Linked DNA regions of Homo sapiens: region 2 is linked to region 1. A link is an interaction called in ENCODE POLR2A ChIA-PET data of the cell type or tissue named here. Cell type or tissue: HepG2. All regions are shown on one strand. Each heading gives the region's core, and the rest is flanking DNA. Links, peaks and the distances in the headings are about the cores only. Region 1 holds the start of MIR6758 (microRNA 6758). Region 2 holds the start of DTX3 (deltex E3 ubiquitin ligase 3).

Region 1 (5,324 bases), core at 325-5,324:
GCATCAGACCAGCTTGCCAACTTGTGGCATAGACTGTTTGCTACATGGAGCTTGTTCCAGCCACTCCCCATTATCCTGCAGATGTGCTTTTCCAGACTGATCCAACTGCAGAGATGGCAGCTGAGTCATTGCCTTTCTCCTTCGGGACACTGTCCAGCTGGGAGCTGGAAGCCTGGTATGAGGACCTGCAAGAGGTCCTGTCTTCAGATGAAAATGGGGGTACCTATGTTTCACCTCCTGGAAATGAAGAGGTAAGAATGTTAGCCCTAAAGCTAAAGGGGGATGTTACCTTTCCCTTCTCAACTAATATCTATGTTCCCTTTCCTCATTTCCTTGAAGGAAGAATCAAAAATCTTCACCACTCTTGACCCTGCTTCTCTGGCTTGGCTGACTGAGGAGGAGCCAGAACCAGCAGAGGTCACAAGCACCTCCCAGAGCCCTCACTCTCCAGATTCCAGTCAGAGCTCCCTGGCTCAGGAGGAAGAGGAGGAAGACCAAGGGAGAACCAGGAAACGGAAACAGAGTGGTCATTCCCCAGCCCGGGCTGGAAAGCAGCGCATGAAGGAGAAAGAACAGGAGAATGAAAGGAAAGTGGCACAGCTAGCTGAAGAGAATGAACGGCTCAAGCAGGAAATCGAGCGCCTGACCAGGGAAGTAGAGGCGACTCGCCGAGCTCTGATTGACCGAATGGTGAATCTGCACCAAGCATGAACAATTGGGAGCATCAGTCCCCCACTTGGGCCACACTACCCACCTTTCCCAGAAGTGGCTACTGACTACCCTCTCACTAGTGCCAATGATGTGACCCTCAATCCCACATACGCAGGGGGAAGGCTTGGAGTAGACAAAAGGAAAGGTCTCAGCTTGTATATAGAGATTGTACATTTATTTATTACTGTCCCTATCTATTAAAGTGACTTTCTATGAGCCAAGGTCTTTTACTTTTTCTTCTTGCCTTTAGGGGCTTCAGGGGGTTTCCCCTCAGCTACAGCCAACTGTTTCTTTAGATCCAAGAGTTTCGCCACCTCCGCAGCAACCTCGTTCTTGTCTGCCTTTTGTGCTTTCAGTTCTCGGACAATGTTTCCCTAAGATAAAGGGGGGTGGGGAGGTAACAGTGAGGCAAGAAAAAGATCTATTTAGGATTCAGCTTGTCCAGTCTCCCACAGGGCTTAAGCTTCATACTTGTTTTGTCACTTCATCCATCAGCGCTTGTATCTGCTGTGGCTTGGCTGTTGTAACAGTCTCTACAACTGCTGGCTTCGGGGACGTTTTTGCCTGGAGAACAACAAAGTTATCACCAGCAACCATAAATATCCCCTAACCTCCAGTTTTATACAGCATCTCAGAGGGAAAGTGGTTACCTTTAAGTCGAAGGTCTCTTCTAGTTAAGACAGGAAAGAAAAACTGTAAGTGAGGAAGCGGCAGGGCCAAAAGATGGAAAGAGTGATGGGTGAGGACTACTTAGGGAAATTAGGGAAGTGATGCTGTGGCTGTTGTGGAGCGAGGGCACAGCCTTTAGCTTTCTCACCTGGCCCCCTCCAAAGCGCTGCCTTAAACTTTCAATCTGGTCATTTTCCAATTTTTGGAACAAGGGACTGACCTGTAAAAAAAGAGTTCCAGAATCATCTACTGATTGGATACAGACTCTACCATAGACTATACAGATGACCTCTCCAACCCCAATCTCTGATGTGTTTTAGAAAGAACGAGCTTAACACTGAGCTAATATCTGCTGATTTTAGGAAATTAGCTGTAGCTTTCCCTGTGAAACCCCAAATAATTTGTAGGGTCAAAGATTCTTTAAGCTCTCTAAGGATGCTAGGCTGATCCAGAAGTTTAGCAATGTACTTACTTTTTCATTTTGTGTCAAAGAGGAAATGGCTTTCCTGTATTTTCCCTGCCCACTATCTGCTAGCATTATGGAGACTAGGTGATCACAGTGTTTCTTCAAATATCTGTTTACCAGTTAGTTTTGTGTGCCAGGTTCTGGTTTCTGGCATGAAGAACAATGAAGATGTACAGATAATTCCGGACTTGTGAACGACTACCAAGGACTTTATATCAGAAACTTAGGAGTCCCATGACCAAAGTAACACTGGAGAGATGTTAGGTCTTCTCTCACCCACTCCAAAAGCTGCATGGCAAGAGTATCAATTTTAAGAGAGGCTGGCTCTTCCACCTACTGTGCCAATCTGGTGTCCTGCTGGTAAGGTACACAGGAAGTTTGTCAGCAGGATACTGCAGGCTGGAGGTGGGAGCTGCAGCTGGGCCTGGATTGTGGCACTAACCGTGGGCATGTAAGGCTGAAGCATGACAGAGAGCAAGGCAGCTATATTCACTGCCAAGCCAGTCACTGTTCCTGCCCGTTGCCTGAGGAAGAGGAGACATTAGTCAAGACCTCCAGGAGGATACAGCTTACAAGCCACTTTATGCCTTTAGCCAACCCTCCCCGCTTACCTACCTGTCAGCCTCACTGCCTTTAATCCGCTTCCAGGGCTCATTCACCTGAATATATTGGTTGCCATGTCGAGATATGGTGAGGATACTGCGCAAGGCATCCCGGATCCTGGGAAGGGAGGAAGCAGGCCAAGGTGTAATGTCCTACAGAGACCAATACAAGGAGGCTCTCAACATGCCAGCAGAAAAGACAGAGGTGTCAGTTACTTACCGAACCTTCTCAAGTAGCTGGTGATAGTGCTGGAGCTCCAGGGTGACATGGGCCAGCAGGCGCTGATCATCAGGGGTGAGCACCATCTCAGGCACATAGCCCCCAAAGAACTTAGACACAAACATCCCAGCTCTTGGTTGGGAGTAGGAAAGCAGAAGTGGAAAAAAGAGGGGAAGTTATTATCCCGTCTCCTTGTTAGAATTTCACCCAATTTCCACAGCTGTACATTCTCTCAGGATTCCTGCCTGGAACAGGTAACTCCTGGCTCCCTCAAGCTAGTAGACAAGGCCTAATTATTTACTCTTTCTCTCCCCTAAGAATCTGACTCTGCACATAAGAAACCTGATTAAGTTAAACAACTGTACCTCTTATTTTTAAGAAGTCATTACTCGGCCGGGCGCAGTGGCTCACGCCTAAAATCCCAGCACTCTGGGAGGCCGAGGTGGGCAGATCACCTGAGGTCAGAAGTTCAAGACCAGCCTGGCCTGGCCATGGTGAAACCTCGTCTCTACTAAAAATGCAAAAAATTAGCCGGGCGTGGTGGTGTGCACCTGTAATCCCAGCTACTCTGGAGGCTGAGGCAGGAGAATTGCTTGAACCCGGGAGGCGGAGGTTGCAGTGAGCCAAGATCGCGCCACTGCACTCCAGCCTGGGCAACAAGAGAGAAACTCCATCTCAAAAAAAAAAAAAAAAAGTCATTACTCAAAATGACCAAGCTGAGTATGTGTTAACTGCTATCAAACAAACACTCTAGGCAAGTACTTTTTTTTTTTTTTAATTTTTTTTTTTTTTGAGGATTCTCACTCTGTTGCCCAGGCTGGAGCACAGTGGCATGATCTTGGCTCACTGCAACCTTTGCCTCCCGGGTTCAAGTGATTCTCCTGCCTCAACCTCTTGAGTAGCTGGGATTACAGATGTGCGCCACCACGCCCGGCTACTTTTTGTATTTTTAGTGGAGACGGGGTTTCACCAGGTTGGCCAGGCTGGTCTCGAACTCCTGTAGGTAAGGACTATTTATTAAATGTGGTTAATTACCAAAGCTGAAAGTGAGTAGCAGGACTGACCTATAAGGGTCCAGGGCTCAGAGAGTGTGACTAAAGAATCCTAAATTCTGGAGAATACTGCTTTAGATTGCAGAAGAGCTGAGATAGGCACCAATGATAGAATGTGAGCCTAAGGTAACAAAAACTCTGAACTCTGAAGAGTATAGCAGAAGCCTTTTTTTTTTTTTTTTTTTGAGACAGGATCTCCCTCTTTTGCCAAGGCTGGAGTGTAGGGGTACGAGTACTGCTCCACTGCAGCCTCAATCTCCCAAGTTCAAGAGACCATCCCGCCTCAGCATCCTGAGTGGCTGGGACTACAGGTGTGCGCCACCACGCCTGGCTGATTCTTTTTGTAGAGATGGGAGATTCATTATGTTGGTCAGGCAAGTCTTGAACTCCCGGCCTCAAGTGATCCTCCTGCCTCAGCCTCCCAAAGTGCTGGGATTACAAATGTAAGCCACCATGCCCAGCCCACAGAAGCCTCCTACCCCCACACCAAAATAACCCCTTTCTTCAGCCAAACTTTTCAATGATCTGCAGGTGAACTATTTTGCTGGGAGAGAATACATCTTCAATTCTACAAAGAACAGTAATAAGGAAACAATTTACAAAAACCCACTTTATAACCAACTTTGCTAAATCACATCTCTACAGCTAACTGTTCCATCAAGCACACATAGCCTAGTATGTGCTAGGAACAGATCCCAATTAATAGAAATCAACTTTCCACAGTGTCCTCACAGCCTCCTGCCCATTTTCTAGTTCTCTCCACATTCCCATCTCCTGAGGGAAAATGAGCCCCACCCCAGCTCACTGCTAACTCTGACCCCTTACCAAGTCCTACCTGTTGATGAAGTTGCCCAGGTTGTTAAGCAGCTCAGAATTATTCTTCAGCAGCAGGTCCGTCCAGGAGAAAGCACTGTCCTGGCCCTCAGGCCGAATGTACAGCAGATAGAAGCGCCAGATGTCAGCAGGGATCCCCGTGTCCTGGGCCATGTCCCCAAACACTCCCACACCGCGGCTCTTAGAGAATTTCCCATCCTCATAGTTCAGGTACTCTGGACAGAGGAGAATGAGTGAGAACCATCTGCTCACATCACATCCTTCCCCTCTCTAGCCCACTAACTCTTCCTTCTTTCCTCTTTCTAACCTCAACTATGGGTGTCTAGCAACATTTCTCCTTAAGGGGCTGGTATGCTCAGATTTTGGGAGTCCCTTCCTATCCATTCTGGCCCTTTTTTCTCTTTGCTTATATCTACTAAAGAGTTTTAGCTTTAGACTTTTGCTTTCTTCAGGTTCTTGTTCGTTTCTCTAGGTTGAGTTCTCATTTTAATTATTTCCTATTTCAGCTCAACTCCTAACTCAAGATAGCAGCTCTCCAAGATCTTTTTCCAAGTACTGCCTCACCCCTCATTTCCTATGAACACCCCATCAGTAGTCTTCCAGGGTACTTACCTGTAGCAATGAGGTGGCTGACCAAGGTATAGTTATCCTCAGCTCCTAGGGCTGAGCAAGGAAAGACTAAGCTATGGAAAGGAACATTGTCTTTGGCCATGAACTGATACAGGTCCACCTAGGGGAATGTGGTTAGGAGAGATTTCCTGAGACCTCCT
Region 2 (5,366 bases), core at 183-5,182, 90 kb before region 1:
TCAGGGTGCTCCCCTCCACCCCCCAGAGCCAGGCAGCCCATCAGCTCCCCCTGCCTCTGAGCTTTCTTCAGCTCTTTCTCTGCCTCTTTTAGCAGCCCCTTGAGAGCCTTCCGGGCTAGGTAGAGCCCATTTGGAGGGGCCGGGGGAGGACCCTGTGGGGAAAGCTGGAGAACATAGATGTCAGAAGTCTCGCCATCTATGAGGATGGACACACGGTGCTCCTCCCGAAGCCGGGCCAGCCGGGCTGGGGTCTCTTTGCTCAGGAAGTCCCACACGGGCTTGGACACAGTCACTTTGTTCTTGCAGGTGCCTCCACAGGCTGCCATTCTGGACAGGACGAACGACACTGCCCCCAGGGTGAAAGGGACTCAGGGTGGGGGGTCCCCATTTGACAAGTATCAGTGCCTCCTACTTCAGGTTCCTTCCAAACCCTCTATTACCTCTGTTTTCTCAAAGCCTAATCCCCAACCCTTCACCCAAATTCATATTCTGTCTCCCCTTATCTTCCAAACCCAAAACCCACTGAAGAGCAAAAAAGTTTCCAGAGCTATATTATCATCTAAGCCAAGTATCAGTCTTGTTTCTCCTGTCATTTCTCCCAGATCATAGAAACAACTTGCCCCTCCCACCTCTTGGGGAAAAATGGGCTGTTTAAAGGGGAGGGAGACTCTTTGCCCCTCCTTTTTGCTTACTTTGATCCTGAAGAGCTTAGAATTGGCATGCAGGCTCACTCTTCTTTCCCTGCTCCCTACTTGTAGGTCGTGTGACCTGGTAGGGCGGAAAAATGGAAGGAAAGTGAGAAACCCCTTCTCCCAATTCCCATGGCCCCCAACCCAGCAGCCCATGGAACAGAGACAGAAACCTGGGTATAGGTTACTAAGAATGGCATTACTTGGAACATGGAATGAAGGAAACCAGTTTAAGGGTGAAAATTGAGGATCCCTTGCGGGGGAGATACCTGGAAAGCCCATGGAAGATGATGGCAGCAGAAATCCTTCTATTTCCACTCAGCTGACCAGGACTGGGAGTGGGGGAAGGGTAAAAAGTTATGATGGCAAATGTTACCATTCCCCTCAGCCAACCCAGAAATAAAAACTCCCCTTCCATCTCCTCTCTTCTCTGCAGAATTCCATTATCAGCTTCTCCCCAAGTTGCTCAAGAAGGAACTTCAACATGCTAACCTTCCTCCTTTCTTCCCCAGCTCTGAGGCCCCCAAGAAAGCCTAGGGCACACATAAGAGAAGTCAGGAAAGAAAACGCCCACACAGGTGGAGGTCTTCTTGCCACCTCCCTCAGATCACATGGACCGGAATATTTCCTATGCTCCCCAACTCCTCGCCTGCTCCACATTGCCAAATAATTCAGCCCCTATTGCCAGGGAGCCTTCCTTGAGAGCTAACTCAGTCCCTTCTGCTGAAGTCTGTTAAGGATGTGAACAAAGTGGCAGCAGCCCCTGCAATAACAAAGTTCTCATTGTCACCTTTTAAACCCAGCACAGGCAGTGCTGTCTGTCAGCTCCCAAGTCTGGCATTTAGGGAGGGGCGGGGCTCACACAAGGGCTCAGCTGGAGGGGCCTGATGTTTTCCCTGAGTCTGGTCGCATTGGGCTACGGGGCTGTCTCCACAACACTTCCAAATGCAGCTCAAACAGAAAGAAGGGCCATTAGTGTGACCTCCATTTATTGACTGATCCAAGAAGGAGCAGCTGTCCCTTCATGCCTCCATCATCGTCCCCCAAGGCCAGATGCACCTCGAGATTCATAAGTGAAAATGGAACCCTAGAGTCTCAGCCCATACAGTCTATCCGCGATGCAACACTTCTCTCCCCATCACGGGGGACCCAGGACCTAGGTGTCCTAGGTCCAAGTCCTGCTGGCACAGAAAAGGGAGGCGGGGCCCCAGTTTAGGGTGGGTCTGTGATTCCTCTGTGGCAACCCAGGCCGGACAAGGAACCAGTCTCTCCCTCCAGACAGAGGCCAGAGGGAGGCACAGCCCGGATGGGCAAGGGTCCCTGGGGGCATCCACTGAAGCAGCTCCCGCCCTCCCCCCACGGCCTCCTCCAAGACCCGACCCGGAACCAACTCCCCACATCCCTCAGTAGCCAAAGCCCCCGGATCCCCACCGCCGGGTGGGGGTGCATGTCGGCCCGATCGCAGCCCTCAGAACCCCCGAATGGAGGCCAAGGCTGGAGGGTGCTAGAAAGATGATCGGCCGGGCACGGAGCGGGGAGCCCGGAGCCGCGCGCGGGGAGGGGAGGTGGAGGAGGGGGCGCCGGGGGAGCGGGGGGCGCGTGAGGGGTGCGAGCGGGGCCCGGGGGGCGCGCGGTGGGTGTGGGGGGCGCCGGGCTCACCTACCTCTCGTCAGCGCCGCCATTGCCGGTCACATGACTGAGGCTGTTGCTGGGATGACGGTCCGGGCCTTAGCAACAAGGAGGGGGAGACCCCGAAAGGTGGGGGATTGCAGGGGGTGCAGGCTGAGGAAAAGGGAAGGAGGGAGGACAGCACCCCCTTTCCCCTCACAGGTGATAATCACCGTTCCTTTGACCCCCTTCTATCCGCAAGCCCCTGCCCTTCCTCCCCAAAACAAAAATGGAGGCGCTGTCCCAGTCTTTGGAGGGAGGGGGTGGCGTCATGGAACTGAGGGTAGGAGGTTAAATCCCTGGAGACGCCACCCTACTCGCTCCCCGCTCCCGGCGGAGCACTCTCCCTTTTCTTTCCCAGCCAGCTGCGTAGCAGCTCCCAGGAGCTGGTGGTGGATGGGTGGGTGAAGTGTTGGTGGGTATATGGGGATTCGGGGGGAGGGCGGCAATTTTTTGAATCCTTATGGTAGAAGGGCCTTTGAGGAACAATGTGGGATGGGAAGAGTCATAGTAAAAAGAAAAGCATTGGCTCTAAAAAATAAACAAATCCGGGTACTAAACTATTTCAATCCCCTCCCTCATCTCCTGCCTCTTTCTAGATTGTTACCTCCTATGACCCCCACAACCTGCTCTCAGATGATCATTGGTCAGTGCCTCTGATTTTTCTTTCCACAAACAGGGATATGGAGGCTGGTGCAGAATGGGAAGCGAATACATTTTTTAAAAAGTGGCTCGAGGTGGTGGTGGTGTCAAGTGTATGGTTCAAATAGAGTTAAAAACTCTCAAAGAAGAAAAAAAAAAAGCTCTGCTCTGCTTCCCACATCAAGCAGTCTCCGCCCAATCCAACTCACTTCCCTGGGGCCACATCAAGCCAGGTTTTTCCACCAGCCAAAAGACTTCCTCAGCCAAGACAGGCAGGAATCTCCCAAACTGGCAACAACCTCTATTCATCCACCCCTTTTTCACTCCCCCCTCTAGACTGGAGGGCTAGTCACTTTCTTCACTTTCCCAGGACCCTGCTGTACTCTTCCTTCCCTCCAGGAAGAGGACAGCTTTCCCAGGAAGCCTGGGGGAATACTAGATTCCTTTTCTTTTAGCTGGTGGGCTGAGAGGCCTACTCACCTTTACAAAGATGGAGTGTTAGCAAGCCCAGAACTCTGGGAAGAGGAAGGGTCCCATCACCCTACTCTTCCCTGGCCCTCACTACCGCTGACCTCCCACAAGGTTAAAGACTAAGTTTTCCATTCCCGTGCACACCCTTCACAGCCTTTTTAAAAAAGTTCACAGCCATCTGTCTAGAAACCCACATCCTTAGTTAGGGGCCCAACACCTTGAACACCAGAATTCTTCAGCTGGTCTCTGCACCCTTAAACACAGGCTCCCTGAGAGAAGTGAAATTTAAAAAAAAAAAAAAAAAGGCATTTCTGTACAGAAATTTGGATTGAATAATTTATTCCCTGTATTATTATAGTAACAGGAGCAAATACATAAATTTTTATTAATAAAACAAAAAAGATGAAAAACAGAAGCAACAAATGAAGACATCCATACTGCCCATAACACATCAGCCATATGATCAGAAAACCCATTTCTAAAGAGCAATGGTTGCTGGTGTCACAGAGTTTTATTGCATTCATCGGGGGAAAGGGAGATGGTTGGAATGAAAAAGATCCATCAGTCTTCTGACAGGAAGATGTTATATGGGGGCTCCAACCCCTAACTGGGTACTCCTCTTGCTACCACCTTTGGAGCAGAAGATGAAGGGGAGAGGGAGCTTCTCCCTATGGCCTCATGGCTTCTTGTGAGACAGATCAGTCCAGCCAGATACAGAGCAAAGCAGCTTTGCATCACCACAGGCCAGTTGCTGATGCCCAGCTTTATGTCTAAAAAAAAAAAAAGTGGAAGCCTCAAGGGGGATGGAGGATAGCAAGAAGAATGGGTGCCTTGGCCCCAGAGGCATTGTAGGGAGAGGAAGACAATGTATCTCATCAGGGTTCTCAACATTATGAGATTATCACACATCAACTATCTTTGGAGGGGCTGAGTGATTGAGTTATGGCTCTGACTCCTCTCTGGGGGTGGAGAGTGAAGATGACAAAGAAGGCCATCTGTCCCCTAGGAGACACAGTTGCAGTATAAGACAGGACAGAAGAGAACAGAAAAACAAATCCAACTGGAAAAAGGGGTGGGAGAAGGAAGTGTGCTAGGTACACACATCCAGGGAGTAGGGGAAGTTCCCACACTTGAGGCCTCCATCCTCTTGAAATGACCAGAATTGATCCAAGTAGAGATATTCCTTTCTTCTGGAAATAAACCTTGGGGATGGCTAGGCAGGATGAAAGGAAACTTTACATGGAGAATGAATCCTACACCCTGGCCCATCATTCCAGCCTCCAAAACTGGCCACACACCCACTGAAGGGTTCCAGTCCCAGGAGAGGTGTGAGGTTCTGGTGAAGAGCAGCAATAGTCAAACATCTTCCCCCAGGCTTGAATGCTTTTGGCCATCTCTGGGTTGCTGTGCCCAGATGTAGAGATGGGTGGAGATGGAATTGAGGTAAGGGAAGAGATTACTCAATCTATGACAGAGACCCAATCCAATTCTCTGCATAATCATGAGTCCTCTTAGGTCCCACCTCTGTGAGGTGCCAGGCTGCTGACCCACTCTCTACCCCACCTGTGTAGGAATGGCCATATTCCATCGTGTGTGTGCATGCCTGCACCCACATCTGTAGTATCTTGAGTGTCATCCATCCTAGGGCCCACCAGGAGGGAAGCATGCCATAGTGAGTTTTATAAAGTTATCAGCAAAATTCAGACACTTTTAGTTCATCCCACACAGCAAAGTGCATCCAGAGTAGTTGCTTGAGCCAGGTCCATCTGTCCAGTCAGGTCCTGAAGAAGGCAAACAACCCCCTTCCCCTAGCTCCTATATCATAGAAACAACAGGAGATATTACAAAGATCAAGGCACTTGGGAGAGAGTCAACAATAACATTCTAATACTACAA

What was found. ChIA-PET counts read pairs that join two places held together with the same protein. Peaks named below come from ENCODE experiments on the same cell type or tissue, not always from the same donor. Only the 100,000 strongest peaks of a DNase experiment are listed, where the experiment ranks them.
Region 2: POLR2A ChIA-PET joins it to region 1 with 6 read pairs; 17 of 35 experiments call an interaction of 5 or more read pairs at or near these places.

What each region holds. Positions count from the first base shown.
Region 1 is chr12:57,512,196-57,517,519 of GRCh38, reverse strand. MARS1 (methionyl-tRNA synthetase 1) reads right to left here. Exons shown (of 21, transcript NM_004990.4): 14 at 5,167-5,284; 15 at 4,556-4,769; 16 at 2,669-2,800; 17 at 2,462-2,566; 18 at 2,184-2,370; 19 at 1,529-1,600; 20 at 1,183-1,275; 21 at 868-1,085. The coding sequence ends at 939. It overlaps DDIT3 (DNA damage inducible transcript 3), which reads left to right. Exons shown (of 4, transcript NM_004083.6): 3 at 82-251; 4 at 340-927. The coding sequence starts at 114. The coding sequence ends at 711. MIR6758 (microRNA 6758) reads right to left here and starts at 4,832; the gene lies at 4,770-4,832. In HepG2, for the core only: no CTCF peak of the experiment used is centred there; no DNase peak of the experiment used is centred there.
Region 2 is chr12:57,601,845-57,607,210 of GRCh38, reverse strand. It overlaps PIP4K2C (phosphatidylinositol-5-phosphate 4-kinase type 2 gamma), which reads right to left. Exons shown (of 10, transcript NM_024779.5): 10 at 3,793-5,366. DTX3 (deltex E3 ubiquitin ligase 3) reads right to left here and starts at 2,387. Exons shown (of 7, transcript NM_178502.4): 1 at 2,353-2,387; 2 at 1,480-1,640; 3 at 959-1,021; 4 at 693-768; 5 at 1-346. The coding sequence starts at 693. RefSeq lists enhancers at 1,993-2,505, 2,506-3,017. In HepG2, for the core only: no CTCF peak of the experiment used is centred there; no DNase peak of the experiment used is centred there; H3K4me3 peaks cover 1,393 bases; H3K27me3 peaks cover 359 bases.